Regions from separate parts of the Mus musculus genome. Here all the other regions are linked to region 3. The links are chromatin loops, found by intact Hi-C in ENCODE. Cell type or tissue: left cerebral cortex. All regions are shown on one strand.

What was found. Peaks named below come from ENCODE experiments on the same cell type or tissue, not always from the same donor. Only the 100,000 strongest peaks of a DNase experiment are listed, where the experiment ranks them.
Region 1: it touches region 3 in a loop (2.6-fold over the local background); 3 of 42 quality-filtered maps call a loop at or near these places.
Region 2: it touches region 3 in a loop (4-fold over the local background); 2 of 42 quality-filtered maps call a loop at or near these places.
Region 4: a loop joins it to region 3, with 3 times the contacts of the local background. A loop is called at or near these places in 2 of 42 quality-filtered maps.

Annotation. Positions count from the first base shown.
Region 1 is chr3:42,215,387-42,223,386 of GRCm38, forward strand. No RefSeq gene overlaps it. Among named protein-coding and RNA genes, the nearest start is that of D3Ertd751e, 480 kb to the left of the region's middle. In left cerebral cortex, no CTCF peak of the experiment used is centred here; DNase peaks (open chromatin) are centred at 1,962, 3,546, 3,955 and 5,096; H3K27ac peaks cover 2,056 bases.
Region 2 is chr3:42,283,169-42,291,168 of GRCm38, forward strand. No RefSeq gene overlaps it. Among named protein-coding and RNA genes, the nearest start is that of D3Ertd751e, 540 kb to the left of the region's middle. In left cerebral cortex, a CTCF peak has its summit at 3,103; DNase peaks (open chromatin) are centred at 3,132, 3,489 and 5,607; H3K27ac peaks cover 1,693 bases.
Region 3 is chr3:42,396,753-42,404,752 of GRCm38, forward strand. No RefSeq gene overlaps it. Among named protein-coding and RNA genes, the nearest start is that of D3Ertd751e, 660 kb to the left of the region's middle. In left cerebral cortex, no CTCF peak of the experiment used is centred here; DNase peaks (open chromatin) are centred at 3,976 and 6,135.
Region 4 is chr3:42,126,938-42,134,937 of GRCm38, forward strand. No RefSeq gene overlaps it. Among named protein-coding and RNA genes, the nearest start is that of D3Ertd751e, 390 kb to the left of the region's middle. In left cerebral cortex, no CTCF peak of the experiment used is centred here; DNase peaks (open chromatin) are centred at 3,082 and 3,435; H3K27ac peaks cover 3,657 bases.

The DNA.
Region 1 (8,000 bases), 180 kb before region 3:
TTCCTGATACCCACATAGTGGGCTCTGTAGAACACCAGTCACTCTGCCTCACTGTGGATTTTTAACCTGAAAGAAAAGAGTAAACATGCAGACATTTGTTTAGGAAGACTCTGGAACCTCTCTGATTTGCTTCGAACGCCAGGGCTGTGGTTGACTCTACACTGCCAGCTGCAATCGACTTCAGCTGGAAAGCCCTTTATGTTCATATTTTAAAGCAGTAATTGGTAAGTGTATTTTCTGTTTGTAATCAATAGCTTTTATATTCCACGTAATATTTCTTTTTGTTTAGAAATATTTCGTGGAATATAAAAGCTATTGATTGTAAAGAGCTAAGTCTTTACCACATGCCACTCCACACGACCAACTCACACTGAAATTCTATTATGCTACCCACATGACAAATGCCTCTGTCGTTAATTGGTTCTCCAATCTTTGAGAACAGAAAAAAGGAATTTTTTCACTCTAATCACCATAAACTGGAGGCTTTTATATAAAAATAATGTTGTGTGATATGAACGGAAACTATATCTTGTGATGGTTTTCTAGTCATGAGCTTTGATGCAGATGTATGTGTACCAGAATGTAGTCCAGTATACATGTACCTATATTATAGATTGTGATCTTCCAAGGGATTGAAGTACATACAGATACACACATGAATAGTTCTATTAATTAACTAATTATTATATATTTTCTTTATATACATTTTTAATGCTATCGCAAAAGGTCCCTATACCCTCCCTCTGCCCTGCTCCCCTACCCACCCACTCCCCCTTCTTGGCCCTGGCATTTCCCTGTATTGGGGCATATAAAGTTTGCAATACCAAGGGGCCTCTCTTCCCAGTGATGGCCGACTAGGCCATCTTCTGCTACATATGCAGCTAGAGGTACGAGCTCTGGGGGTACTGGTTAGTTCATATTGTTGTTCTACCTATAGGGTTGCAGACTGGGGGCCCTGTGTTCCATCTCATAGATGACTGTGAGTATCCACTTCTGTATTTGCCAGGCACTGGCATAGCTTCATATGAGACAGCTATAACAGGGTCCCTTCAGCAACATCTTTCTGGCATTGTGCAATAGTGTCTGAGTTTGGTGGCTGATTATGGGATGGATCCCCAGGTGGGGTAGTCTCTGGATAGTCCAAACTTTTGTCTTATCTCCAAACTCTGTCTCTGTACCTCCTTTCATAGGTATTTTGTTCCCAGTCTAAAGAGGAATGAAGTATCCACCCATTGGTCTTCCCTCTTCTTGATTTTCTTGTGTTTTGCAAATTTTATCTTGGGTGTTCTATGTTTCTGGGCTAATATCCACTTATCAGTGAGTGCATATCTAATGACTTCTTTTGTGATTGGGTTACCTCACTAAGGATGATATCCTCCAGATACATCCATTTGTCCAAGAATTTCATAAATCCATTGTTTTTAATTGCTGAGTAGTATTCCATTGTGTGGAACCTCATAAAATAGCAAAGCTTCTGTAAGGCAAAAGACACTGTCAATAAGACTAAAACACCACCAACAGATTGGGAAAGGATTTTTACCAATCCTAAATCTGATAGGGGAGTAATATCCAATATATACAAAGAGCTCAAGAAGCTGGACTCCAGAAATTCAAATAACCCCATTAAAAATGGGGTTCAGAGCTAAACAAAGAATTCTCAACTGAGAAATACCAAATGGCTGAGAATCACCTGAAAAAATGTTCAACATCCTTAATCATCAGGGAAATGCAAATTAAAAGAACCCTGAGATTCCACCTCACACCAGTCAGAATGGCTAAGATCAAAAAATCAGGTGACAGCTGATGCTGGGGAGGATGTGGAGAAAGAGGAACACTCCTCCATTGTTGGTGGGATTGCAAGCTTGTACAACCACTCTAGAAGTCAGTCTGGAAATTCCTCAGAAAGTTGGACATAATACTACCGGAAGATCCAGCAATATCTCTCCTGGGCACATACCCAGAAGAAGTTCCAACTGGTAATAAGAACACATGCTCCACTATGTTCATAGCAGCCTTGTTTATAATAGCCAGAAGGTGGAAAGAACCCAGATGTCCCTCAATAGAAGAATGGATACAGAAAATGAATAGTTCTTTACTCAGTGATACTCTACCCTGGGTTTTTCCAGGACTGAGATTCATAGACCCTTCCCATCATAACTGTATCCTATGTCTGTATATCTGTCACCGACACCATTGTCATCTCTATCTATAGATACAGTCTGTCTTTCTGATCTACATCTATATCTGTATTCTTCATGTGTATCTTTCATCTATATCTAGGTATGTTTATACCATCTGTCATACCATATCCCTTGTTCGTGCATGCACACACACACATGCACACACACATTCATTTATACCTTGGGAAGTATTTATAAAGCCTCATCTATCCTGTCATTGAACTTATGGGCAGAATTTCCAAAGTAGCAGATCTAGTCTGTTTTATGACTTCTTAGTTGACTTGAGCTATCTGTAAGGCGAATGTACTTAAAGTACAGTATTTATTTGTGAGTTTCCCACCTTGGCCAGTCTGTAGAATTATGAATTTGTGACTAGTACATGGCCACCTCATTGAGATGGAACGTGATATATAGTCAATCCTGAGCTAGCTAAGCTCAAGGCTGCTTCTAACTGAGGACAATAACACTTTCCTTAACCTACCCAATAAGGCAATAAACTATCCAAAGCCTGATGGAGATGCAGATTTTAACCATATCATTGATTATGGGCTGGCTTTGCTACCACTGTCACCTATGAATTTTCCCAGGGCATCAAGCTCTAGTCCTGGTTATTTAAAAATCATTATTATATATCATAATTATTTTAAAAATTAATCTGGGACAATAATGAATGAGACAAGATTGACTATTTTTATACAGAATAAAATAATGCATAAAATAAAACATGAAGCTTTGTGAAACTTAGTCATTTCAGTATGAGAGAATTGAAATCTTACCAGAAAGAGGAAGGATGGGGCAAGTTTTGAATATGGAAGTATGAGAGTTTGCAGTGGAGATTTTCCCCATCCTGTAAGGGACAGATCAAGAATAGGCCAACTATATTCTTGCAAATAGCTGTACACTGAGAACACTCTGGTCTCTAGTCTTAATATATAAGATAATGTTGGAAATGTAAGCAGATAACCTTAGTCATGTACTGGACTTTAGGTATAGACTCTTGAACTTAATAAAGGTCCCCGTGAAGTGAAGGACTATGTAGCGTGAGCTGGCTATCATGGAGTCCTCTCATCTGTAAGATCCTTATTTCAGGAGCACACAGAAAGAGACATCAGATAATCCCCCACCACTGAGAGCAGCTTCCTTTCGAAAGGGGCTGCAGAGCAGAGAAGACAGATCTTTGAATTTACTTGGCATGTGAACAGTAGAATTCTGCTCCAAAAGAGACCACCTGCTACCCTTTATAGGTGCTAAGAAATACCAAAATTAAAAGTATGAGAAATAACGATACTCTAAATAGGGAAGGGAAAAGAATGGTAATGAACTTTCAGAATAGACAAGTAGGCCGCACTGTTGCTATTAAAAATACACATCCACAGGCAGAGAAACATTTGCCCAAATTGTACAGGAATGCTTTGCAGCTCTAGGGTAATGCTTTTAATTTACAATGAGACTCTACAAAAATACTCATTATCTTGTGCATGAACCTTGGGGTCTGTGGGCTCGCTTTTCAGAACAGGCACTGCCTTTGTGTGTACATGTGCATGTAGGTTGGGTGGCATTTCTTTCATGGTGCTTCGTCCTTTGGGGAATCCATATAATAAGCGTTGTTTGATGCACGAAAGAATATGTTTTACATAATATTAAATCTTAGAGTTGACTATTTGTGGGATCAGAATCATGCTTTGGAGTAGACCAGGCTATTCTTAGTGTATTCTGTCCTTTTTTTGGGGCAGAAATATCCTGTAGAAATCTTCAGGTAGCAATTCCCTCAAGCCATGGTGTGAGTAAATACCTTATTCACAGCAGAGAGGCATTTATTTTCTGAATCATGCTCACAGCTATAAGATCCAACTGTAAATCTCCACTCCCAGCACTCAGAGATGGCATAGGGGTTGCTGATGTTGTGTGGAAGCACTGAGTGGAATGTGTTAAGGTTTTATTTTCAAATATTACATGCTAAGGCTTGGCTTGTATAGTTTAAGACACACCTATCTGTGACCCAGATGCTGATGTAACCTATCTATCTATCTGTCTGTCTGTCTGTCTGTCTGTCTGTCTGTCTGTCTGTCTGTATATATGTTAAATCATAAATTCCCTTATTACAATCAAGTAACTATAAATATACTTGCATTAGCAAATAAAAGGACAACCAACAAGGGTATTAATCAATGAGCAGGTAGGATCCATGACTATTTCCTTGTACAATATGCCCCAGCATGGTTACAGCAACCATAGAAACTGTAGATTCTAGTCTTATCACAATCATACTACACAGGACACAAATATTTTGTGTTTTATACATTTCTGAAACCCTTAGTTTTTTTTTAACTTAACCTAATATAAAAGATACAGCCACTGATTAGACTATACAGAAAGCAAAGCTTTTGCCAGCACATAATTTATTCCAAATCATCAGTTCTAGGTAAAGGTAGAATGGGATGATTTAAAAACAAATGATAGTTTGATTTGGACAAATCTGTCCCTTCTAATGCAATTTTGCAAGTCTTTTTGCTGATTATGATAGGCTGGGATATTTCATCTGAAGATGAGACCTTCTAACACATTATTTGTCCTTTTAGATGAATATTATGCTTCTTTTGCTTTGCTTTATTGAAAAAAATGGAGCTTCAGATAAGCAGAGCAAGCTATTTTACATAGGGCCCACTGAAGTCTTAATGTTTCTCATACTATGACCCTTCACTAAAGCAAGCAACCTGCTTTGCATCTGAATATAGAAGTTAACTTACATATTCTGGTGTTAGGAATGGGAATTAATAGCTCCTGTGAGCTCGGAGGAGAGAATATTTTATCAAAACTGTTGAAAACTCGGTTTAATAAGGGAAAATGATGCCGCCTGAGAGTATTTTCTCCTGTGTTCTCCAAGTCCCTCTTCGGGCTTTCATGTAGAAAAGGTGGGATGACAGACGGCAGATGGATTTATCTTTTTTACTGAGCTGCAAACCTACAAATCAGACGCATATAAACAGATCTCTCAACCAAATGTAGTGTAGCAAGAATTCTATCAAATTCATCGAATCAAGGGAAGTGATTATTTCTGATGACATGGACTGGTATAAAAATGAGATGTACCACATCACATCTATACAGCAGGCCAGAGAATCCATTCAATGTAGCCTTAGAAAAAGAAAGAAAAACACACTGTTCTGTGTACAAAGTACTTTCAGTATTCATTTACATTTTGGGATAATATGAGCTTATCCATTTCCTATTTAAAAAAAAAAAAACCTCAGAACCATTTAAATAACCGATTGAAAGAATTTTCAGGTTGCAGGCAATCTAAATGTCTGTAGAGTTTTTTAAGTGTTGGAGTGACTGTATGTTTTTAACACTACTTTTTTAATCATCTCAGTAGACTTATGCGTATACATTGAAAGTCCTATAAGATTTAAGTAATTAAGTTACTCATGAGGGAAGAAATGAGATTATCCACATAAAATGCTCAATCAATTGAAGGTTATAACCTCTCTTATTTCTCTGTAACATTCAGAGGCAGATCCAAACCAGCCACAGAGCAGTGACAGAGAGGAATTCTATGCATTAGCAGGAGGGTCTTCAGTGGCATTTCATTCTGATAAAATGACATTTGGCCAACGGTCTAAGATGAAATTTTCAATAAATGCTGGCAACTAACACAATTCATTATAGTTCCTCCTGGTAAAGGATGTGGGCAAAAATTGCCTTGGCTCTGAAAAAGCTTTCATGTCATTATGAGCCCGGATCAATCACCATCAAGTAGAGGACACTCATTGAGCTATTTCTCTTTAGCCATTACACATTTTGTTATCAGGGCCTATTGAAGACACTGAGATTGTTTTTATTAGGGAGTTATTATTGCTAGGCTCTCCAAGTTAAGTGTGTTTAACTGTATTCTCTGGTAAAGAGATGGAACAATCCGCCTGAGCTGAGCCTGGGATGAAATCACCTGTACATTGCCATGAACGCCATGCCGTTTAGATGTCATTTTGCTTGTGTTTCTGCACAGTAAAAATGATAACATACATTTTCCCATTAAACCAAGAAAGAGAAGCACAGCACCCTGATGATTGCTATGCACTGAAGATAAGTGGAGAGGTTAAAGTTCATACCACTTTATTCCCATCAGCAATTCTTAACCTCTCCGTGTAAGGAGAGTTTAATTGCTGCTTCAGAAGCATCATCAAGAACGAAAGCTAGAAGCCATACTTACCAGCCTCATCGTTTTCCGTCTTCATTGATTTTGTATCTGCCTTTATGAAACCAGACAAGGGAAGAATAAGATAAAGTTAAAAGATACTCACTGAACTGAAGCTTTTCTGACAGTATAATGAGTTTTAATAACTATCTTACTAAAGATAGGCTACTTTCTAGGCATTATTTTGCACGTTTCACACTTGTGACTCAGATTATTCTCTAATATATTGTTCCAAATTCCTTTGGTTAAATTCTTTCTAAAGTTTTTAGATGCTTTCCTTTCCCCAATATCTTCTAAAGGAAGGGGAAAAGCTTCAGGAATCTTATTGTGCTCAGGGTGTCTCAACCACTTTAGTCAGATTCTCTTTGTCAGGCAAATGTTCAAAAGATCACCTATCATCTCATAGGTAGTTTAAGGAAAGCAGGCAAACTAAAATCTAAATGCATACAGAATGTAGTACTTGCTAAGAAAGAGTGAATTATTACAAATGAAAGGGAGTCTGGGATCAATGAAGTTGTACTCAGTGATTGAGAATGACAGTGGGCTAAAAACTTCCAAGATAGACCTTGTAACTCATCAGACATGTGCATCATGGGAGGTTTCTTCTTCCATGTCCTCATACTTGCACAGAATAAATGGAGGGGTTTGCCTCCAGTTTTTAAGTTGCTTTATTTCTTCAACAACTGTTGGGGCACAGAGGCTATCTATTTGACTTTCTTCAAGATACTTGATAGACTAGTAAATTATTGGCTAAAGAATAAAGCTGGAAATTTTTGTTGAAAGACGAATTCTCAACTCTTTCACGGCAGCATAGTAGTACTACAAAAAGACACAGCTCAGTGGCGGAGTGCTCAGGATACATAAGGTCGGTGTTCAACTACTAGAACTGCCTTTCCCCAGAATCTATCAGAAAATATATTTTGATAAATTAATTAGCTTCTTATGTATGATAACTGAAATATAATTTCATATTCATGCTAGTATAAATAAATACCAATTTTATTGACCTATGTTACTATCAAAAACTAATTAATGTCATTAATAAATACTTCTGACTTTTTTTTTATAAATGGCTAAAAAAGGGAAATGAGTAGACAACTGAGCTCACACATTTTAAGCAATTAAAGTAACAGTAGTTGCTATAACACTGAACCCTGGTAGTGACTTAGAAGCTTAGTAATTTAGAGGGGAAAGCAAGGCATTATGACACATGTCTATAATTCTAACACTGGAGAGACAGAGGCAGGGGAATCATGAATTCAAGGCCATGTTCGGCTACACAGTAAAACCTGGTGTCAAGAGGAAACAAACAAAAATTGTGTCCTATTAAAAGAAGTTGAGTTGTATTGCTCTGCACAGCCATTCACAGACCCATTAAGACGGGTTATGCAATGATCTGCTTTGAAAGATGTATATTGGCCTGTTAACACTCTACTAGAAGGATCAAGATGTTCAATACAAGATGCTCCACTGTGTTTCAGAGAAGTCGAAAGATTGGACTCGTTTTGTCTAGAGTCTGATACCAAAACCTAATCACTACTGGTTATAAGTAAGGTTGGGATTCACAGTCTACGTGGATGTCTTCAATGAAACAAAGTAATGAGCTTCCATTTTAACCAAGAAATATT
Region 2 (8,000 bases), 110 kb before region 3:
TAAGCTATGTGCATAGAAACAATTTCATAGGGCTTCTGAAGTCTGTGCTTCCATATATTCTAAGATGAAGACACGGCGCATCATTAAGATTTGGCTGTTAGACCATCTTCGAATTTCTTTGACATGCTTGGAGTTTCACAAAATGTAGACCATTAAACGATCCTCAAAACAAGGTTAAATGTTGAACATTTATTTTTTTCCTGTATATGAACTCACGATACACACACACAGACACAAACTACATTCAAATTCAAGTTTGTCAGTCTCCATACAACTTCAGATATCACGAACAAAGCACTGGACTTGCCCAGTCAACCAATCCTCCTGATTACCCTCTAGACTAACAAAGCAGCAAAACAATAATAGCTAGCATCTATAAAATGCCATTTTTGTTTTTGTTGTTGAGTTGTTATCAGGTAATATTTTCCGGACTCTATATGTGTTATCACATTTAATTCCCATACCAGTCACCGGAAATCTTACTTTACGGGAGGAAGAGATGAAACGAAAAGTGTTCATTCAAATATATAAAAGTTCTTTGTGTTGAAAGTTGTGGTAGATCAGATCTTGACTCCCATACACGAGAGAGAGAGAGAGAGAGAGAGAGAGAGAGAGAGAGACAGAGAGAGAGAGACAGAGAGACAAAGAGAGAGAGACAGAGAGAGACAGAGAGACAGAGAGAGACAGAGAGACAGAGACAGAGACAGACAGAGAGACAGAGACAGAGAGACAGAGACAAAGAGACAGAGACAGAGAGGGACAGAGAGAAAGAGAGACAGAGACAGAGAGACAGAGAGAGACAGAGAGAGACAGAGGGACAGAGAGACAGAGAGACAGAGAGACAGAGACAGAGACAGAGAGGGAGAGAGTCTTTATTTCTGTCCTAAACTGGGTGAGGTAAGAAAAGAGGGTAGAGAGGGAGACAGCTGCTATTTCATCACTGGTCTATTAAGCCTTGTCCAGAGGATTGGAATTTTATCCAAGCTATGGCAGTGTCTTGACAGGTTCTGGGCAGCAAGTGATGGGATGGGATTTGCCTCTGATGTATAGTTGGCATACAGCTTAAAAGAGAGCATCCCCCAAAGAGCATGAGTTTATAACAACCATCAGAGATCCGGAGGCTCTCCTTGCTCTCAACTTAGTTCTTCTACTGATAGTACAATGCCTTAGCTAAAATGGTAACTGTGATTCTGTCAACACCAAGTGATGCCAAATAGTTAGTGATGATAATTAGAAACTTGCAGACAGAAAAAATAATAAGTTAAGTAAATTCCCAAATAAACTTGTCTGAGGTCTATTTTACTGAGATCCACTTAAGTTCTACAGTTATGTTCAGATGCAATTCCTGTGTTCAACCCATCCTGAAAGTTGCCATTCATTCTTTTCAAAACAGTCTATTTGACCCCACTTAGCAGTGTCTGCTTTGTGTAGTAGGCTATCTTCTTCATGTGTTTGTAGTTTACAGCACTTGGCTCACCAGAGAATTCAGAAGCATTTTCAATAGGGTGTTGTGTTACACACGTTGTATCAGATGCTAAGTGATTTCAAAACCTGTAACAAGTCCCGAGTTACCTTAGGGTCTTAAAATCCTTGTCATCCATCAAGCCCCATGTAGACTCTATGTGATGAAATCAAACTCTTTATTATTCTTGCCTGATGCAAATTGTGCTTGCCTTTAACTTATTTTAACTCTCTTCTTTAATGGTCAAATCTTCAATAAACTTACAGCCAAAATTCATAAAGAGAACCTGGTTATAAGGAAATGTATATTTTAAAAGGGCAAACATTTCTTGACCTTTAAAATGAAAACAAAATCATATATATATGATACACATATATAGTCTCCTTTCAGTAAACTCATTGTCAAACAAACCCTTTTACTATTACAAAATTGGCTAAGAAGGAAAATATGCCTGTGGTTCAGTTTCTGTTGACTGCAGGGTGTAATTATATCTCTGACTGCAGGCTAGGTGGAAGCTTTAACTGTCTGATTATAATACTTACTCAGTTATGAAGGGTCTTGTCCGCCTACAAAATTAAGTTGAAGTGTACTGTATGTGTCTTCAGTTACAAGACAGGCTTAGCCAATATTTATGGGTAAAATTAAACTGAATTTGGGAATAGTTTTATAAAGGGGCATTAATAAACAGAAGAATGGATCCCTGGCTGGTCCAAGGCATCCCGCCCTTGATATCTGATGTGAAGATTCAGGTAGAACTGAGATGTGGCTCAGTTGTTACAGACCATACACAAACAGATTCACAGAGGCACATGTAAAGGTGATACAAAATTTGATATTTAAAAGTTTTAATTGTGCTCATTTGCTGAGACCCCTTTGTTAGTGGAACATAGCTTCACATGGGAAACATGTAGTGTTTGTTTCAGTCCTAACCATTTACAGTAGCAGTTTAAAGTCAAATTCCATATATATAACTTTACATCATGAATTGCTGTGATATATCTATATGATTATGAAATTGTAGAATTAATTGTAAATTGTATAGAATTATTTGTAAACTTCCATAGTGTGACCTTTTTATAACAGTTAACAATGTTTACTGACATAACCTTTAAATTGCCAATTTTATAAATTTTAAGTGATTTTGATGATATTTAAAATTTTTGAAATTACGTTTATTGTTGGTGTGTGTGTGTATGTGTGTGGTGTATGGTGTTCCAGAGACTTGTGGAAATTAGTGGACAGCTTTCAGGAATAAGTTCTCTTCTTCTATACCATGTGGGGCTAGGAAATTGTATGCAGGCATAGTAGCATGTGCTTTTGTCCACTGAACCATCTCAATGCCTTAGATGGAAATAGTTTTAAATGGAAATAGTTTTCACATAAAGGGCCACTGAATATGAGATTTAGTGAAGACTAAGGAAGACTGCTATGCCTCTCTTCCATGGTGATAGTGTGGATTATTATTACTACTGTGGTCCTCAACCTATTGTTTCCATATTTGACAGCTGACCATGGGTTATCTACATTCCTTTCTAGTTTTGTATTTTCTTTTAGCTAAGCCTCATTGTTTTCCCTTAAAGTCATATCCTTCCTGAAGTCGATGTACTAGAGGAACAAAAATAAGGGAGTTTTACAAGGAAACTCCCTGTTCATCCACAAGGGGTGTGTGCCCGGGCCTTTGGATGCTGCTTTTTTCTCCAATGTATTCTAGAGGATTCTTACATGTTAAAGTCAGTTTTCTGGAAAACCAGGTTAGTAGCTAATAATATTAATTAGTGAGGATTTGGTAGTCAAAATTAAAGGGAGACATCCTATACATTCAGAGCCAACGTAGGCCTGTGGTGTTAGGAACCTTAAAGTTTTCTCTCTAACATCTCTACAATATTGCTTAGATGCTGAAAGGGGCGACAGAAGAAAATGATACAGGTTTGGCAAATTGCTATGTGCAGTTTCATAAGCAATGAACAAAAAACATAGGAATTTTCACCCATCTTTGGGCAGATGGTGAATGCAACAGCAGAGATTTCAAATATAGATGTAGCACATACATACTGCAAACAGCTGTAATAGCTAAAATACATGCCCGAAGACTTAGTCATTCTGGATTATCCCCAATACATGCTAGCATTCAAAAATAGACATTTTTCTACAATTGCTATAGAATTATTTGGAATAGGCAAGTGAATTACGATACAGCGACTTTGCTGTGTGCTGAGGAGGCTGGATTTTGAGTTCTCCTCAATAACTGGTTGATTATCAGAGCTCTTATTTGTCATTTGATGTGTGTAACTCACAGGCACAAATGACCTCTTGTTTTTTTTTTTCCATTTGTTTTTGTTTTAACTGAGTTATCTGAATCAATTGTTTAAAGTCCTTGCCAACAGCATATATTATTAGTGAAGAAAATTTGAGAATTACTATTTTTAAAATGTTTTTATATAATATATTTTGATAAGATTTTTCTGTCTCCTTCAACTCCTCCCAATTTTTCCACCTCTCTACCCACCCAGCCTTATATTCTTTTCTCTGCCTTTCTCTCTCTTTCATTAAAACAAAACAAAACAAAACAAAACAAAACAAAACAAAACAAAACTTGCTTTGATTGCCTAGCAGGTTGCATCCGTGGAACCCAGATACTGCATACAAAGAATTTTCTCACTCTCCCCTAGCCCCCAAGCATCCAGGAAAACTTGAAATATCTTTTTGTCACCAAGAATTTGAAGATGCATATAAGGGTGGCTGTAACTCAGAGGGCCAAACAGTGGTAAGATTGGTGAATTGGTGAATTTTCCCATCACTGTGACCTAATTTGAGACAAAAAACAATTTATGGGAGTGCTGGTCTATATTGTTACATAGTTCATGAAAGAATGCATTCAGCCACATTGGGGACTATGAGCTGTCTGGATACATTGTGCCCATGCTCAGCAAGAACATGAGGGATGCTGGTGCTCAGCTTGGTTTTCTCTTTTTTGTTCTGTCTTAAGCCTCAACTTATGACATGGTCCTTATTCATGTTAAGTGTTGGTCCTCAGTGAAATCTTTCTGGGGACATCCTTACAGACACACGCAGAGGTATGTGTTCATGGTGGCTCTAAATCCCAAGCTGACAATGTAGATTAACTGTCACAGGTAAGATTCAGGGTATTCTAAATTTGGCGTCCTGACACCCATATCTAGATATTCTCATGCAAATCAAAATTTGTGAGCTAATTATTATTTATTCAATGAGAATTTATTAAGTAGTATTATCATAGTCCTAAAGATGACTGGGTGATTCAAATATTAAATCTGTTAGTATAATCAATATTTTAAATGTAGAATCATCTCACTTTTAACATATGCTTATTGATAAGAATTTCTGTAAGAATTTAAAGCAAAAAATTAGAGTAGAATGCAAACACCAGTATAATTTCAAAAAACAAACAATGAAAATATAAATTTTTATCAAATACATTTATTTTCATTAATATAAAATTATTATTTTTATAACTTTTAGTAGATGTATTATAAATATATACAAAGACATTACAGTAATCTAGTTTTAGAGTATATACTAAGTTTGTTTGGTGTCAAGAAATGTGAAGTGATGTTTTCTATAGGATATCTTGAGTAAACAGAAGAAAGACATTAAACTGGAAAAAGGCATTATGGCAGAAATTGTATCACCAGTGCTACAGCCACAGGTGTCTTCTTTTTATGCCAAGAAATGAGAGAGGAATTGGGTGTTACGTTTCTGTGGAGTATTAGTGTTCTCTAGAGGAACAGGTCTAGAATGGGTATATCCATCTATCAATCACATGTATGTATGTATGTATGTATGTACGTATGTATGTAACTACTACATATTTACCTACTGACCTATTTACCTACCTATCTATCTGGTGAGTTATTAGAAGGGTTTTCAGGCTGTGGTTCACCTAGACCAACGATGGCTGTCTAGCAACAGAAAGACCAATAATTCAATAGAAATCCATAAGTGTGGATATCTCAGCTGCTCTTAAGTATATATTGGAATCCCACAAAAGTAGACTCTAATGCCAGTAAAGGTATGCACTTGCCAGCAAGAGTGAGAACAAGCAGGCAAAGCAGAAGGCATGGCTCAGATTTAACATCACTCTTCTCACCTCAAAGATTTGGATTAGAAGTGTGTCTTGTTACTTCAAGTCATTTAATTAAGACAAAAAAGTGCCTCCCAAGTGTACCTAGGCACTTGAATTTAAGTTAGTTCCCAAGTAGTCAAGTTGACAAGAATAGCCATCTCAGGCCACATTGTGGCCCATACCTTCACAACCAACAGGCACTCTGTAGCTTCCCTCATGACTGCCATGTGCCTCCTGCTTTGGTTCTTTCTCCAGCCTGGCAGATGAAGCTCCATCCTGGATCCCTCAGCATAGCCTGGCTGCAGCAGTCCAAGATTTTATTATTTTAACCTTCCCTCAGTATTTTTTGAAAGTTTATCTTATTTATATTGCTTATTAATTGCTTTTATTTTTTAAATAAAAATTTAAGCTGGGTGTGGTAGAGCACGCCTTTAATCCCAGCACTTGGGAAGCAGAGGCAAGCAGATTTCTGAGTTCAAGGCCAGCCTGGTTTACAGAGTGAGTTCCAGGACAGCCAGGGCTACACAGAGAAACCCTGTCTCGAAAAAATTAAAAAGTAAAAATAATACAAAATATTAAAAAGTGCTATCAATGTGGTAACTTTAATATTCTGATACCCTAGCATAATGTTTAAAATAGGCTAAACATGTTCATATACCCAGGCATTTATTGTTTCCTTATGATAGAAGAATTCAAAATCATTTCCTTAGCTTTTAAAATTATATAGTATGTAATTATTACCTATAGCCACAACACTGTTTAGTAGCATATTAAATACTGTTAATATAAAGGCTAACAATGAAAACTCCCATGAGAACTATAATATCTCACACAGAGCTCTTTATGTGGGGAAATTGTGAACAAAGTAGGATGTAAGGATGATTTTTGTGCTTTTCTCCAGTCATTGTGTTCCACCCTGTAAGCATTTCCCTTCAAGATACTTGGAGCAGAAAGCTGGTATGGAAAGGAAGCATAGTGAGAAAAATTTGGAGTTAAGACGTCTTCTCTTTTACCATCTAACCTTATTTATCTTCTGTGTATTAACAAATCCAGCTCTTGCACAGAGACACTAAAGCATTAAGAAGAACAGCATCGTTTTCTGAGGCATGAGGTTCCTGAGGCTGAGTGGATCTCTTTCATTTGGAAAGAGATTTAAGAAATCATCATTTAAGAAAGTGGGGTGGAGGGGGAAATGGGATGAGGAACAGTGGGAAGGCAGACAAGGAGTGGGTAAAGACTGGACTGTAAACAAATAAAAATAATAACAAGAAAGAAAGAAAGAAAGAAAGAAAGAAAGAAAGAAAGAAAGAAAGAAAGAAAGAAAGAAAGAAAAAGAAAGGAAGGAAGGAAGGAAGGAAGGAAGGAAGGAAGGAAGAAAGAAAGAAAGAAAGAAAGAAAGAAAGAAAGAAAGAAAGAAAGAAAGAAAGAAAGAAAGAAAAGGAGAGCATGATTCCCAGGGATGGGGCAAAAGTTAGCATGGGGAAGTCTGGAGGAAGGAAAGGCTAAGGTGTAGATGTAACTGCAATAAAAATAAAATTTAAGGAATATAAATATAAGTATTGATAGCTATGTAAACAAAGACAAGTCAACAAATGTAAAAAAAGAGTGGACTAAAATATTTTGTGTGATCACTCATTTACAACTGTTTATTTTTTATCTAGATGATGATAAGGTAAAACCTAAGAATGTCAATTACTGTTGAAAATTCTGTAGGGGCTTGTGTGTTTCCGCACTCCAACCATTCCCAGCAAGCTCAAGAAGGACCGAGAAAGCTATGCAAAGCTTTAGACACACATTTGACAATGGATCCTCAGTTCTATTCACATTTGAAAGGCAGAGGCACCATGGGAAAGTTGTCTGAGGGTGACTCAGTGATCTCCACAGTCTAGAAAGCCCACAGTACATGCTCCTGGGAAAGTGTTACAGAGTATGGGAAAATAGACCTGGAGTGAATGCCTGTTTTGATTGGCTCAGTAGTGGACTGGCTTCTTTTTTTAAATTTAATTAATTTATTTATTTTTTAGATTTTTTTTTACTAGATGCTTTCTTCATTTACATTTCAGATGTTATCAGCTTTCCTACTTTCCTCTCTGAAAATCCCCTATACCCTCCCTCTCCCCCTGCTCCCCAACCTACCCCCTCCCACTTCCTGACCCTGGCATCCCCTTATACTGAGGCCTAGAAACTCCTCTTACCTAGTACATCAAGTCACTGCAGGATTAGGTGCATCCTCTCCCACTGAGGCCAGACAAGACGATTCATTTAGGTGCACCAGATCCACAGATAAGGAGGCTAGAGGCTCAGGGATAGCCCGAGCTCCAGTGGTTAGGGCACCCTCATGAAGACCAAGCTGCTCATCTGCTACATATGGAACTTTCTAGTTTTATTTTACTTTTATTTTTATTGTTTTTTTAAATTTATTTACATTTCAAATGC
Region 3 (8,000 bases):
TCAAAAGAGGGTAACAACACTGAGGCAAAATATTCCAAGAGGGCTTCTACCAGGGCAGCATGCAGAGCTCATCCTACCTTGCACATCTCTACCTTGTGCTGGCCTCTAGACTTGGTTATGTGGACTTTCTCTTAAGGCACAGATTTAACACAGAAGATGGAAACAAATAGAGTTAGTCATATTGAATTTACTTAGATGTAAGAAGACAAATATTATGCTTATTCTCATTTTTTGGTATGTAGACTTTATATAAATACATATAATATATATATATATACATATACATATATATATATATATATATATATACATATATATATATATGCAAAATCAGAGAAGAAAAGAGACTAAAGGGAGCAGGGGAAGGGAAGGTGAAGGGGATATAGATGAAGATATGTTTCAAGTAAATGCTCTTCCATAACCAAGTACCATATATACCGAACATACCCTATTTGGTTATGTATATATATAAATAAAATTGTTCTTTTCTAAAATGAAAGGCTTGACTAAACAAAGGTCCTATTAATAGGATGAAGACATATTTTAAAAGTAGAAGAGAAATCTTAGTAAATCACATATCTGGCAAAGGAGAAAATGCCTAAAATTTATATGTATTCAACTCTCAGGACTCAGGAGTAACACTCAAATAATTAAATTGGAGATGACAGATGCATATACACATTACCATTTGACCTGTTAGTTTTTTAATTTGTTGTATATTCCAGAGATACAAAGCTTATGTTTATATAAAACCTGTATATTTGTGTGTAGTACCTAATAGTAAGATAATAGTCAAGTACAGACAGACTCAAGAGTCCACAGCCTTTTCCTTTGGGGAAAAAACTAACAAGTACACATAAAAGGAAAAATATAATAGCTGGACTGGTAACATAAACTGTAAAATCTTGAGAAACACTCTTAACAAAAAGTATATAAGACCTACTAGAAATCTGCTGACAAGCATTAAAAGAACATAAATTTGTTGGAAAAATATTTTGTGTCCTTGACTGTAGTGGAATTCTTAATTGATGGAAAGGCTTTTATGCTATTGGATAAGATCAATTTTTTAAAAATAAAATAAAATAAGATTCAATTTTCACAAAAGTAGGCTACTGGGTTTGGTTGATGTTTCCAAGAGATATTTTCTGTAACCTGATTTTATTATTCATTCAAAGAAATAACCAAAAACATTTGTAAAAGAACATTAAAGGAATATGTCCTACACATTTTCAGGGATTTAAAAAATATGGTCCTACATGTCCAACAGATGGCAATTGCTATGATTTGATGCCTGCTTCAGAACAATAAGACATATAGAATTTTCTAAGAGTTACATGTTTCTAATTCTAATACTAAATTAGGTTATACACATACTAGTTGAGTGATGGTGATATTAACTAAAGAAGATGCACACTAATTGATGCAACAGACTAAGAAAGAGATACATGGAATCTCTTTAATGGTCTTTAATGGTGGCTCTTTCCACTAGAGAAGGGCATTGTTGAAAAATACATGTGATTAAAATTGTTTACCCAACTTCACATTTACATTAAAAATGCAACACATTGGACAGCCATTTGGTGTGACACACACACACACACCTGTATATGAAGCAACAGAGGAGTAAAGAGAACATAAATTTGAAAGAGAGCAGGGGATCCATTAGGAAGTCGAAGGGATAAAAGGGATGAGGTAAATGACATAAATTTAATCTCAAAATATAAAAATATTTAAAAACCCAATGTAGATTTGATTGTTGTATGCATAAAGTATAGGATGAAAGTTTTTTTTTCAAAGACAAAAACCACATGATCATCTCGTTAGATGCAGAAAAAGCATTTGACAAAATCCAACACCCATTCATGATAAAAGTCTTGGAAAGATCAGGAATTCAAGGCCCATACCTAAACATGATAAAAGCAATCTACAGCAAACCAGTAGCCAACATCAAAATAAATGGTGAGAAGCCGGAAGCAATCCCACTAAAATCAGGGACTAGACAAGGCTGCCCACTTTCTCCCTACCTATTCAACATAGTACTTGAAGTCCTAGCCAGAGCAATTCGACAACAAAAGGAGATCAAGGGGATACAAATTGGAAAAGATGAAGTCAAAATATCACTTTTTGCAGATGATATATTAGTATATATAAGTGACCCTAAAATTTCCACCAGAGAACTCCTAAACCTGATAAACAGCTTAGGTGAAGTAGCTGGATATAAAATTAACTCAAACAAGTCAATGGCCTTTCTCTACACAAAGAATAAACAGGTTGAGAAAGAAATTAGGGAAACAACACCCTTCTCAATAGTCACAAATAATATAAAATACCTTGGCGTGACTCTAACTAAGGAAGTGAAAGATCTGTATGATAAGAACTTCAAGTCTCTGAAGGAAGAAATTAAAGAAGATCTCAGTGGATGAAAGTTTTATAATTATGTTTAGAGCAGAGAAGGTGCTTCATAATTCTACTTTCAAGGAAATTACTAGAGCTGTTTTCATAACAGACTTAACATCGTCTTCAAAATACAAAAGACTCATGTTTCAGGAATAATTATCATTTGCAATGCATGCTGCAGACTGAGAATTTAACTATTGTTGGCTTTGATTTTGATTTTTTTCTTTAATCTATCTTATTTCTGTAGTTCTATCAAGAGGTTTCAGTATCATTTGGAAAGTGAAAATAAAACAAATTTCTAAAGCAGGATAATGACAGCCTTGATTGTGGGATGACTAAATATTTTACAGATAAAAATACTAATCTACAAAATGATATATTTATATATCAGATGTAAAATAAAAGGTAATTTCACTTTTTACGTAGTTCCATTTTTATTGTAAGAAGTACTCATTCACTTTAAAAGTTTGATATTAATTTTTATTAATTTTTTCCAAAGTATTGTCCCTCCATCAACTCTTCAAATATACATACTTACTTCCCCATTCAATGAATTTTCTCACCATCAAGTTCTGTTAATATTGCCCAGTTACTCTTGAGAGTTGCAACCTCCCTGGTGTGTAGCTGATCTACTATTTTGTCATTACTTGACAATTTACAAATAAATGAACAACCCACGCAGAAAATACACTGCATAAAAGATAACATTATCAACAAATGGTGCTGTTCAAACTGGATAGGCACATGTAGAACAAGAGTAGATTCTTGCCTCTTATCCTGAACAAAGCTCAACTCTAAACGGACCGAGAAATTCTGAATAAGACATGATCAAAATAGTAAGAAAGAAAGGGAGACACTTGAAATTTCACACACAAGAAAAGTCTTTCTGAACAAGACCCATGTAGCTCAGGCATTTAGAGCAACAATAAGCAAGTAAAAAGTTTCTGCAGAGTAAAGGGCAGCATCATTCATGGGCGGAGGCAGCCCACAGATTGAGGTACAAAAATCTTACCAGCTGTAAACTTGATGGAGGATTAGTATCTAGAATATACAAAGAACGTAAAAATATTCACACATTTAAAACTAACTTAAACTTTTAGAAATTAATAATATCAGCAAAATCTTGCTGGCATATGCAATAGTGTCTGCGTTTGGTGGCTGATTATGGGATGGATCCCCGGGTGGGGCAGTCTCTGGATGATCCATTCTTTCGTCTCAGCTCCAAACTTTGTCTCCATAACTCCTTCCATGGGTATTTTGTTCCCCATTCTAAGGAGGGATGAGGGAAACGCCAGGACCAAGAAGTGGGAGTGGGTGGGTAGGGGAGCAGGGAGTGGGGAGAATATAGGGGACTTTGGGGATAGCATTTGAAATGTAAATGAAGAAAATATCTAATAAAAATTTGAAAAAAAGAAAGTAATAATATCACCCGTGTCCAGATACTTCACTGACTGTTCCTCGTGCTTCCTTCTTTGTTCATTTAAGACTTTGGTACCACCTCCACACAGACTCCACCCTGAACAAGATGAAGAGTTATTTTGGTACAGGCTGGGATTGAGTTGTCAGGTTTTTTTTCTTTTTTCTGCCAGAAATATTTCCAAGTCTATTGAGAGTTGGGCAAGACGCAGAAGTCCATGTACATACGGATTTCCTCTTCCTGGTGCCTTTCTTTGAATCATTTGCCACTTCTTTTACTTCTCATGGCTTCTGCCTTTAACAGGCTAGGCTCCCTACTTTTAAGTCCAAAGAGCCACAGAGCCATTTCTTTGGGACCCAGAGATGGTGCATGTGTCTGATTTTCTTCAATCATTGGAGATTTCATTTCTATTAGTGCATTGAAGTCTACATCTTAGCTCCTTTGAGCAATTATTGCCTGTTTGATCAAATCCACCATTCAGACCGATTTTGGAATTCTCCCTCACAGACTGTTGTGCCCTCTCCCAGAGCTGTGGTAGCTTCTCTCTGGAGTTGCCTCACGCTAGCTCAGCTTCTTTGCTTGGTCAACCAAGGTCTGGAGCCAATGTGTTTGCCACCAGTTCTCTCCTTATGCATTTCACATTGCTTCATTTTCACAGAGGCTGGCATTTGTAGATGGCATTTCTGCAAGATCCTCAGAGGTCAGTAACTTTTAGAGTTCTTATACAATATTTGCTTTCCCCTAGATTGAAACTCATTTTATGAAGCTCTCTCCTGAAGCTACAAGCTTCACTGGCTTCTGGAAATGGCCCCTGCTTTGGATCCCTGAGACAAAGCCTTAGATGTCAGAGTTGGGTTGTACAAAGTGTTGAGCTACCCCTGTGGCTTTTCTATAGTGTTAGACATGCCTTTCTTTAAGGCTCAGTTAGCCACTGTCTGTATCATGCCAGCCTCTGTATCTGGCCGGAATTTTAATGCAGGCTGCAGTAGATGAGCTTCAGCATGACCACTTTTGAAGTATATCAACAAAGGCACTAAGAACACTAGGCATCTTTTATGCATTTTGAGCCCCCTTTCTGTTCAAGACAAGCTATATTCAATAAATAAGTAGTACAATGTAAGTAATATAGTACATTTTCTCTAATCACTACAATTACTGAATTACTAGACATTGAATATTACTTCAGCCTTTGGTATTTCAGGATTGATATCAATGCTGATAAAATGGGCATTAAATTTTAATAATGTTCACACTCAGAAATTGGTATTAACAGTTTGAACTGGCTATGCTTTCAGGTTTATCCATAGTCTACAACATTACACTCTCATTCTATTTCTTTTTAATTATTTTGTTTTCTGCTAGACACAAAGCTGCATCATGTATCTGTCTTTTCTCAATAGATTGTAATTCCTTATCAGGAATGTGTGTCAGTGTACTCTGTCCACTGTTCTTGTTCAATTGATGATCCACTTAGCAAGCTGAATAAGAGGCAAAGTGAGGTAATTTAAGCTGTGTGACTAAATGCAACTGGCTTGGGTTTCCTTAGGGTTATATATATATATATATATATATATATATATATATATATATATATATATATATTCATTTATTTATTTATTTAACAAATATATATTAAACATCCACTAAATGCCAGACAATGGTTTACATTCAAAGCTTTCATAGGGGAAAATTTTATATTAAATTGAAGCCAAGGTACTTTTCATAGGAAATAAATCAAAATAAAGCAAAACCTGTTTAAGTGTTAGCATCCTCTGCCTTTTCACGGCATAGCCAAGATCTCTCTTATTACACCATTACTATGGAAAAGTGCATCCCAAGTAGTAACCAACTATTAAGTGTATTCTTGGCTTTCAGTCTGTTTAAATTGAAAGCTGTTTCCCCATGACCCCTTTTAACATCTTGAAGAAGATGCTATGGCAGCTTATAAATCTCAGTTAACAATCAGAACTATAAGAAAGGTAATTTAATCCTTGCCTTAAATCATTTTTGACATTTCTCTTTCCTTACAAATCATAAAGGAAAAACAATCGCAAGCTTAGAAATTAATTATAGGCTATCAGAGCAAACAAGCCTTAATAGTTTTTCTAAATTTTAAGTCAGTCAAACGTAATTACATTAAATGGTGCTTACCCTGGAGCAAGGCAGAAGCTACAATAAGGGTGGCACCCAATGAATTGCTTAGGTGGTGGGTGATGAACTTCAGTAGGTGATAGAATCTGCTGTTGTTGATGATGTTATTCATTATCACACAGAAGGAGCACATCTACCCTCAGAAATGCTGACCATCTGTCTTCAAATATGTTCATCTATTCACCATAATATGACATCTCCTTTCTAAACCCCAGAATTTGGTAGCTGTATCCATTTTTAAGCTCAGTGGCTAGAGTTTCTGTACTCATAAAATGAGTCATTTATCAACTCCTAGAAGATAGCTCTTGGCAGAAGATTTTAAACATTCTTAGCATTTAACAGTAACAATGCATCTGTATTTTGTGTTTTAAACTTTGCTCTTTGATTTTCTTTGTAACTTATATCTGCCTATATTTTTAACATACTTTTGGACTCATACAAATCTGAGCTTGTTTTTTTTTCTTTTTTAATTTTTACTTTTTAGGTATTTTCTTCATTTACATTTCCAGTGCTATCCCAAAAGTCCCACATACTCTTCCCCACCCCCACTCCCGTACCCACCCACTCCCACTTCTTGGCCCTGGCATTCCCCTGTATTGGGGCATATAAAGTTTGCACGACCAATGGGCCTCTCTTTCCACTGATGGCCGACTAGGCCATCTTCTGATACATATGCAGCTAGAGATATGAGCTCCAGGGGGTACTGGTTAGTTCATAATGTTGTTCCACCTATAGGGTTGCAGATCCCTTTAGCTCCTTGGGTACTTTCTCTAGCTTCTCCATTGGGGGCCCTGTGATCCATCCAATAGATGACTGTGAGCATCCACTTCTGTGTTTGTTAGGCCCCGGCATAGTCTCACAAGAGACAGCTATATCAGGGTCCTTTCAGCAAAATCTTGCTAGTGTATGCAATGATGTCAGCGTTTGGCCGCTGATTATGGGATGGATACCCAGATATGGCAGGCTCTAGATGGTCCATCCTTTTGTCTCACTGAGCTTGTTTATTACAGCCAGATTACCTAGTTTCCTATTCCATAAGAAGACAGAAGAAGAAGAACTTAATCACCATATGTCTAGAAGAAAAGCAGCAGAAATATCTAGTGTCTTTTCCTACCTTGGAAAACTTCATAGCTTCAGATGGTATATACACCCCTTTCCACTACTCACCTCTGCCATTTAGGAGCCTTGCCTTCCATCCTGCTGGAAAGAAAGGCACTAGGTCTTGAGAACATCTTATTTTTAGATCCAGAACATGCTTGTTTCCATTTGTTTCATGTGACCTGCATACAAAGCCAACTGTAGGGATGGGATTTGACCTTCCTGGGTGTTAGAAAGGTATCTTTGATCTCCGAAAGCATGTGCACTGTAGGCAAAGCGGTCCCTCTGACCTGTGCTTCCAAACTCAGCTTGGAAAACTCAATCTTTTGGGGGCTCTACTTCAAATTACTCTGTAGTTTTAGAACTCCTGGACTCAAAAATGTACTTAAAAATAAGTCAAGTTTTGGATGATTTTTTTATATTGCTTCTGAGCACTTTTTCTTCTGACCAAGATTCTAAAAATCTCCAAAAATACGCTCTAGAAAAGACTTTATATTATGATTTGCAGATATTTTGAGTTACAAAGTATAATTTTAATTTCGACAAGAACCAATACATGTAGTTATTGATTTGAAACCTGCGCATAAAGCCCTCTGTGATGGAGTACTGACTGTCTTTCAAACATCTGTTTTCCCTTGTTGCCTGTTGCCAGTTCCCAGCATGTAGCAGGTACACAATTTGGACAAAATTCACTCAATCTTAATTGGCAGTCTCAGGATTCCTAATCCAATATTTACTTCAGGGTTGGACATGGTCACTGAGAAGACAGAGCATGAAGTGTTTTCCTGACCAAAGGGGCTTTTTGGTTGTTCTGCGCTTCAACCCTTGTGTTCTTTTTAGATGTAAATATAATTTTTCAATTTTGGATAGAAAGGAAACAATGTCTTGTCTCCATTTAAAATCATGTGAAATTCATAGATTGGTTCCATGGTGAATG
Region 4 (8,000 bases), 270 kb before region 3:
GCTGACTAGTCAGAAAATGCATATTATGACCCCAAAAGATTTTTTTTTGTTTGCTTTTTTGAGACAGGGTTTCTCTGTTTAGCTCTGGCTGTCCTGGAACTCACTTTGTAGACCAGGCTGGCCTCGAACTCAGAAATCCACCTGCCTCTGCCTCCCGAGTGCTTGGATTAATGGCGTGTGCCACCACGCCTGGCTTCCCAAAAGATTTCTTACCATTGCTATAAGTGAATTTCTCAGTTTTATACTTTGTTATTATATTCACTTTGCATATATATACTGTATATATCTAATCTATCTATCTATCTATCTATCTATCTATCTATCTATCTATCTATCTATCTATCTATCTATCTATCTATCCATTGTTGCATATATACTAAGCAGTTTTATCCTTTGCAATCATACTTACTCCCAGTTTCCCTTCCTTTTCCTCTGGACGTCTTCATTTCACATGATCTCCCAATGGCTACATCATTAAGGAAAATGACATTCCTTCATCAGCAACCATTAATACTTATGGGACCCTCAGGAAGGCGGGGCCTTGAGGGCACATCCTTTGTCAATGATGAAAGTGGGAAGGATCAGTCACAGCACATTTTAGAGATATAAATATGTCTATGAAAAACTTGAGTGTTTATCATAAAGGCAAGCATTTACTCCAGCTCTTGTTTACAAGATTAAAGATGATGCATGGAAATCAGACACTTTTAATCCTTTTCTCTTTCATCGTCCCTAAGTGTACTTGAACCATGGTGAATATGGTAATGTGGGACAACATATGAAAACAATGTGTTTGTCTTTGTGGAGAAGGAATTTCTTTCAGCTGCATATATCAAAGCCTAGAAATGAGTCATTGTCATACAGGATGAGAAATCAGCTCTTTGACTTTGTGTGTGCCTCGAAGCAGATCTGCTCAGCCACAGCCAATCTATACTTCTGGCAAATGACAATGAAAAATCCAGGTGAGACTCACTAATGTTTAAGGGGAAGCCGGGGAACCCTCGTGCTGAATGGTTGCTTTGAGAAATGTCCATGCAAGCTCTTGACTTTGGCTAATACAGTCTTCATTTTTCAATTAATCCAGGATTTAAGGCACAATATAGTCCCAGGTTAACAGCCCAGTCTTACTACTCAACACTGAAATCTCTTCTTGATTCCCTACTACTTTGCTAGAGTGAAGGGAATTAGGGTTTAGATTTCTGTACATTCTCTATTAGGCAGGATGGTCCTTAAACCAGTAGCCACCTTAATCAGCTCCATCTTCACCATCTTCTGCCTGTTACTTCTCAGAGCTCGGTGCCCATGAGGAAAATGGTGTTCTCCCATGGGTCTGATGCGCAGCCTGGTCTTTGCTTCTCTAAATACCTTTTAAAGCCCGATAGACATTTGTCTTTCTGCTTTCCCCCTCCCTCCATTCTTTTCTTTACTTGAATTTTGAAAGGAGTTCTTTCTGTGTAGGCCATTTCTTTCAAACTCACTGAAATTCTTTTGTCTCAGCCTCCAGAGTTCTGATACTACAGATGTATGCCAACATATGGAACTCTGCCTGTTGCAATTCCAATTTCTTTTAATGATGGTTAATGCCATTGACTAAATTTGGAATTATGTAGGAGACAAAACCCTGGGAGTATCATTGAGGCTCTATCTAGGAAGGTAAATTTCAGTATTGATAACACTGTGCCATTTTCTAGATTCTTGACTAAATGAAAAAGAAAGGGAGAAGAAAGAGACCTGAGTAGCAGTCTTCATCTCTCTGTCATCTTCCTTCCTTGACCTGCTCCCTGCAGTTCCAACCACCATGCCTTTCCCACAGCACAGTGCGACGGACTGTACTATCAAACTAAGCCAACAATTTTCTCTTTGAAGTTGCTCTTGTCAAATAATTTCTTACAGCTACAAGACAATTATACACTTTTCACAGCTAATTCCAAAAGCTGGCTTCCTGTTTTGTAAGTTGTCTGTTTGTATCTTCTTATCTTTCTAAGTTGTTTTTATCTTCTTGTCTTTATCATCATTTTACTTGTCTATGCACTTGAGTCTTCCATTTTTTTTTTTCAGCAGATGATACTTGAGAGGGAAATTAGGTCTTAGACACATTTCCTAGAGTCTGTAATGAAGTGCTAACATCTAATGTGTGACATTAAACTCATTCTCACAGTACAGTGAATACAGACTTTGCTTATGCCTTGTATAGGTACAATGACAGACTGTAAATATCAACCCTAAAACATATCTCCTAGTTGTATCTTATGACTGGGAAAATGTAGCTATTTATGAAGGAATAATTAAGAGTTTGAGAGACAAAAAATCTCATGTGTAGAATAGAAACATCATTGTGAGTGCTAATAGTGTTCTTGGAAACCTCCAGGAGAAAGTAGAAGCTAGACCATGAAGGGTGGATAGGAATGCCAACCTCCTGTTCAATAAATATCCCAGGAATGAGACATCTGGCTGGGTGATATGGGCTAGGGAATCATTTTAGAAAAGTGATATCATGTCAGTCAGATGCCCTTGCAAAATAGTTTTCCTGGAAAAGTCCTCTCATGCTTGTATGTAGGATGAGAAGCTGCATCAGAGGATGTGACTCTGGTCATGTCACCATGCTGCAAGTATGGCAGCCCTTCCAACACATGCAGGGCAGTTCTCTTTGTTAAGAATAACAGCTGTTTGCATTTACACAGTTGGAAGGTTTACAAAGGAACTGTTGTTTTAAAGAACAAAACTTCTCTGTAAGGACAGCATGCTTCTAGTGAGTACCATATCTTTTTCAACATTTCCCAAACTTATCCAGAAACATAACTAGAGAGTACTGCAAGGCACATCAGCATCCAGATACATTAGGAAACCAGCCAGCTTCTGGTTTGTTAGAAAGAGAGCCGTGAACATAAGATTTTGCACTGTTTTATTTGGATTTTGAGATTTCTTCAGAGTTCTAACCTTCAGTGATCCTAAAAATGAATATTTTAAGCTTCCTGGAAGTATACAGGGCAGCATGTAAATTTAGAAAGGAACTTACAACTCTTTCTTAAGAAGCAATGACTTCTAAACTTTGTGTAATAGATGAGATTCACAAGGCCCACTCAGCCATCTGTTCTGCTTGATTTCAGGCAATTTCCATCTTTTCCAGGACACAGAGGCATATAGTGTGTGCATATGTGTGCAGGTGTGTGTCTGAGTGGGCAATGAGAGTATGTAAAACACACACACACACACACACACATAATTTCAATTTAAGTTGTCTTCTCTGTATCAACTCTTGACTTTGTATAGCTACTTAGCAGATTTGTTTGCTTTAAAGTTATATTGTTTTTTGAAAGGAAAACTTTTTCAAATCTATTTTTTCCTTTTTAACATAAAGAAAGCTGCTTTGGCTGACTAGAGTAGGATTCCAAAAGCAGTTCCTCTGTGTCAGCTCTTGGTAGGAGGATTAGCTTTTGTTTCCATATGGCGCACAAGAACTTTCAAGGGATGGCAATTGTATTAGTTACTTCCCTTATTGTGCTCAAATCTGACAAGAACCATTTAAATGAGAGTTTACTTTGTTTCGTGATCTAAGGAGGGATATTGTCTACACTAGGGACGGGATGGTATGGTGTTGTGATTGAATCAGCTCCCTACACTGTAATTGTAGGCAGAATGCAGAGAGAGAGAGAGAGAGAGAGAGACAGAGAGAGAGAGAGAGAGAGAGAGAGAGAGAGAGAGAGAGAGAGAGAAAGACACAGAGACGCAGAGAGACAGAAAGACACAGAGAGACAGAGAGAGACACAGAGAGAGAGACAAAGAGAGACAGAGACAAAGAGAGACAGAAAGATAAAGGAATGTTGGTGCCCAGCTCAAATTTATCTTTTTTTCAGTCTAGAAGCTCAAACTGATGCCGCCCACATTGCAAACTCCATCACACACGCACCCTGGGATTGGTTTGCCAGGTGATTTCAAATCAGTTAAGTTGATAATGGGAAGTAGCCATCACAGTGGTTGAAATAGTTCCTGCTAAGAATCATAAGGTTCATGCTCTAACATCTGAGTGTCTTCCCTCAGCACTTGAAATATGATTGACTTTTGCGTCATTGTGGTTAGACTTAATTCAATGGCCAGTGTTATGCCATGAAGAGAGAAGGCTCAGTCAAGGACACAAGGAAGATGACAATCATGTAAGACATGAGGACAATGCCTTGGGGAGTCAGAGGTAGAGACGCTCCCATGTAAGACAATGAATAATAAGCAAGCACTAGATCAGTTCTCAACTTTTCTGATACTGTGACCCTTTAATACAGTTCCTCATGTTGTGGTGACCCCCCACCATAAAATTATTTTCGTTGTTATTTCACGGCTGTCATTTTGCTACTGTTACGAATCATAATGCAAATACATGATATGCAGGATATCTAATATGCAACCTCTGTGACAGGTCGTTCAAGCCCCAAGTTAAGAATATTTGCACCAGTGGAATCTTCCCGGGATCCTTGACAGCAACTGTGGCCTTGCTGACATCTTGATTTTGAATGCCTTGCCTCCAAAACTTTGGGAAGACAAATTTGTTTTTATAAACCATCTGCATTTGTGGGGCTTTGTTTATATACTCCTAAGAAGTAAATACAGAAATTATTGGGGCCCAAATTATGAAGGTTGATGAGCCCCAAACATCAAAACTAATATTGATTTCATCAATAACATCTAAGAAGAGCATACTCAACCTTTCATGCACAGGGCTGATTGAGTTTGTCATGGTCTGATCTCTAATGGTGTCTTGCCAAATTAATACTGGATAACACTTATTGAGCATTTGCTAAGTGCTCTGGGTCATACCATAGGCATATTTTAACTTATTCTTGAATGTTTTGAACCACATAGAAGATGAATAGTATGACCAAGGATCCAGAGCTGAGAGAGCTGTGGCTTTGTCTCAAATGGTTTCCAAAGCTTATATTCCCACTAGTTTTCATTTTGTATTTGTGCCTTTTAGAATTTTATGTGTCATGCTTTTTATGATCTAAAAATAGGAGGTTATTGAGTAATGTCAGAGTGTTTCATAATGAGGGCATAGTGTGCATATATCCTAGATCTTATTATTTAACCCATATAACAGTCCTTCAAAGTAGCTTTGTGTAACTTATGAACAAAGAAGCTAGAATCAAACAGAAGAGTTTGACCTCTGTAAGTAGGGTTGTAATGACTGTCAAGGTTTGAATCTGATATTAATCCTTACCATTTGTCCATGGCCTGTTACGTGCTGGCTGCACTTTCTCTTTGATCCTAACAGTGCTCGTAAAGGAAAGATATCTTTGGGAGACAAAACTTGAGGTGGCAGAAATGAAAATAAAATCTTGTAGGGATTCAGCCAATCCAAGGCATCTGGCTAGGGAATACTGTGTATAGGAAAGAGAAGCAGTAGCCCATGGCATGAACAGGATATAGACACACACATTATACTGAACTGGCTTTGGTTCAGCAGGAGAGTATGAAAATTGAGAAGAGGACTTGGTACGAGATTGTGTTTTCAGCTTACAGATGTGGGAAACTGGCTGAAGGCAAGAGAAGGGCATCACTGGGAAGCAAGAACCACATAAGCAAAAGCAGCTGAGTCAGCTTTTAGATGTAAAGATACTTCCATGAATATTTGATCTCAAAACCATTGGCTTTCACATATTTTTCTTCCATGCAGATGGTGCATGTTTGAGCAGGTTTCACAATGGTTGTAGAGTTTCTCACTACTAATATTTGGGTTGATTTAAATGACTCTGAGCTACTAACATTTATGCTTATTGAAGGAAATATTGATGAAGGCACATCTCTTATTTTCTAGGAGATCTGAAACTTGGAGATGCTCAGGATCTTGTCTTGGGTTAAGTAGCAAATGCATACCAGAGCTCAGGTTTGAGGCCAGATGTACTGGCTTTTAAAACAAACACCATATAACAGTATGTTGTCTTGCATATAGAACATGTCTGAACAATGTTGACATTAGCAGTTTCTTTTGTTATTCAAGCTCTATGGTAATCTGTCTTAGGATGCTTGTGTTGCAAAGTATCAAACATTGGCCACTGTAGTGGTCACAAGAGCACCAACTTTTGGTAACATTATTTTATCTGATGTTAAAAAATTAGGTTTTCAGCCAGGTGGTGGCTGTTATCCCAGCACTCAGGAGGCAGAGACAGGCAGATGTCTGAGTCTGAGGCCAACCTGGTCTACAGAGCAAATTCCAGGATACCTAGAGACACACAGAGAAATCCTGTTTTGAAAAACAAAACAAAAGACCAAAAAACCAAAACCAAAAACCAAACCAAAACTATCATGCTTTTCTTTCTCATTCCCAAGGCATTGGTCATTGAACTATTGGAGTTTTTTCTTTTTTTAAATGTTATTCAGGCCTCTCAACCTTTGTTTTCTCTTCTATACAGAAATTCTTGGTGAAAAAAAATATTAAAACATGTTTCAGTTTGCAAAACTTGTGGCAGTTCAACAATACCAGCAGCAATTGTGTATGGGCTCTGTGTCTGTGTCTGTGTCTGTGACTGCTTTCAACACTGCAGTGCTCATGGGTTCCCCTGAGCAGATAACTCTAGACCTGGGCACTGAGCAGATAAAATGTGTACAAAGATGCAACTTTTAAAATTATAGTTACACACATACAATAATTTCATCACCACATCTTTCTTGCCCTACTTCCTCCCAAACATTCCAGCGCCAAAGGATGTGCATGAAAAACAAAATCCATCTTCCAAGATGGAGTCCGTCCTCAGGCCTCAGGGTCAGATGTCTCAGCTGAAGATCTTGTCCCTTTCCAAGGTGCTGTCTTTTATTCTGACTCCCAGCTTGCTGGGCACTGATTTGAGAATGAGGATCCAACCTACTGAGATAACCTCTCAAGTGCTTTGACCTGCATCTTTCTGTGGATCTGATGTCCCAGGCACAGACATTTTGGAGATGGTGGTGCTGCTTCTTCTATTATTGTTCCTTCACATTGATGTGTCCTATTATCATCATTGTGACTCCATCCTTCATGTATTACCTCAAATCCAGTTCCTCTACACACACATATTCTAACCCACCCATTTTCCTTTTGGTTTTCCTTGTCAGTGTCTCCCAGTGCTTTCTGAGTACTAATTTTATTCTATTTAAGAGGACTCGATGACACATTGCATTGTACTCATTTAAGCCCACTGTAATCCACCTGCAGAGTTTCCAAATGTAGAGAAAGACGAAGAAAGATGTTGTTCTCACCACTGGAATGGGTCCCCTGGTGCTTCTTGTGGCACTGTTTCTTGTGAGGCTTTAAAAATACAGTCTGATACTACTCAATTTTTACATTACTTGCTGACTTTAGAATCTATTCTCCCAGCAAGACACTATTCTTGGTTAATTAGCTGTTTGCATGTGGCTGTGTGACCTGCATTTAACTACTTGTACACAAAATGCCTTTTGAGTACTCTCTTACCTCTTTTTCTTCTTGATTATTTGAGAAAAGAAGTGACCTTTAAGAATAATTAGTGTTGTTCTATTCAGGAATTTTTCCCCTGTACCCATATCTTCGAGGCTTTTCCCTACATTCTCCTCTATAAGTTTCAGTGTCTCTGGTTTTATGTGGAGTTCCTTAATCCACTTAGATTTGACCTTAGTACAAGGAGATAGTAATGGATCAATTTGCAATCTTCTACATGATAACAGCCAGTTGTGCCAGCACCATTTGTTGAAAATGCTGTCTTTTTTCCACCGGATGGTTTTAGCTCCCTTGTCAAAGATCAAGTGACCATAGGTGTGTGGGTTCATCTCTGGGTCTTCAATTCTGTTCCATTGGTCTACTTGTCTGTCGCTATACCAGTACCATGCAGTTTTTATCACAATTGCTCTGTAGTACAGCTTTAGGTCAGGCATGGTGATTCCACTAGAGGTTCTTTTATCATTGAGAAGAGTTTTTGCTATCCTAGGTTTTTTGTTATTCCAGATGAATCTGCCAATTGCCCTTTCTAATTTGTTGAAGAATTGAGTTGGAATTTTGATGG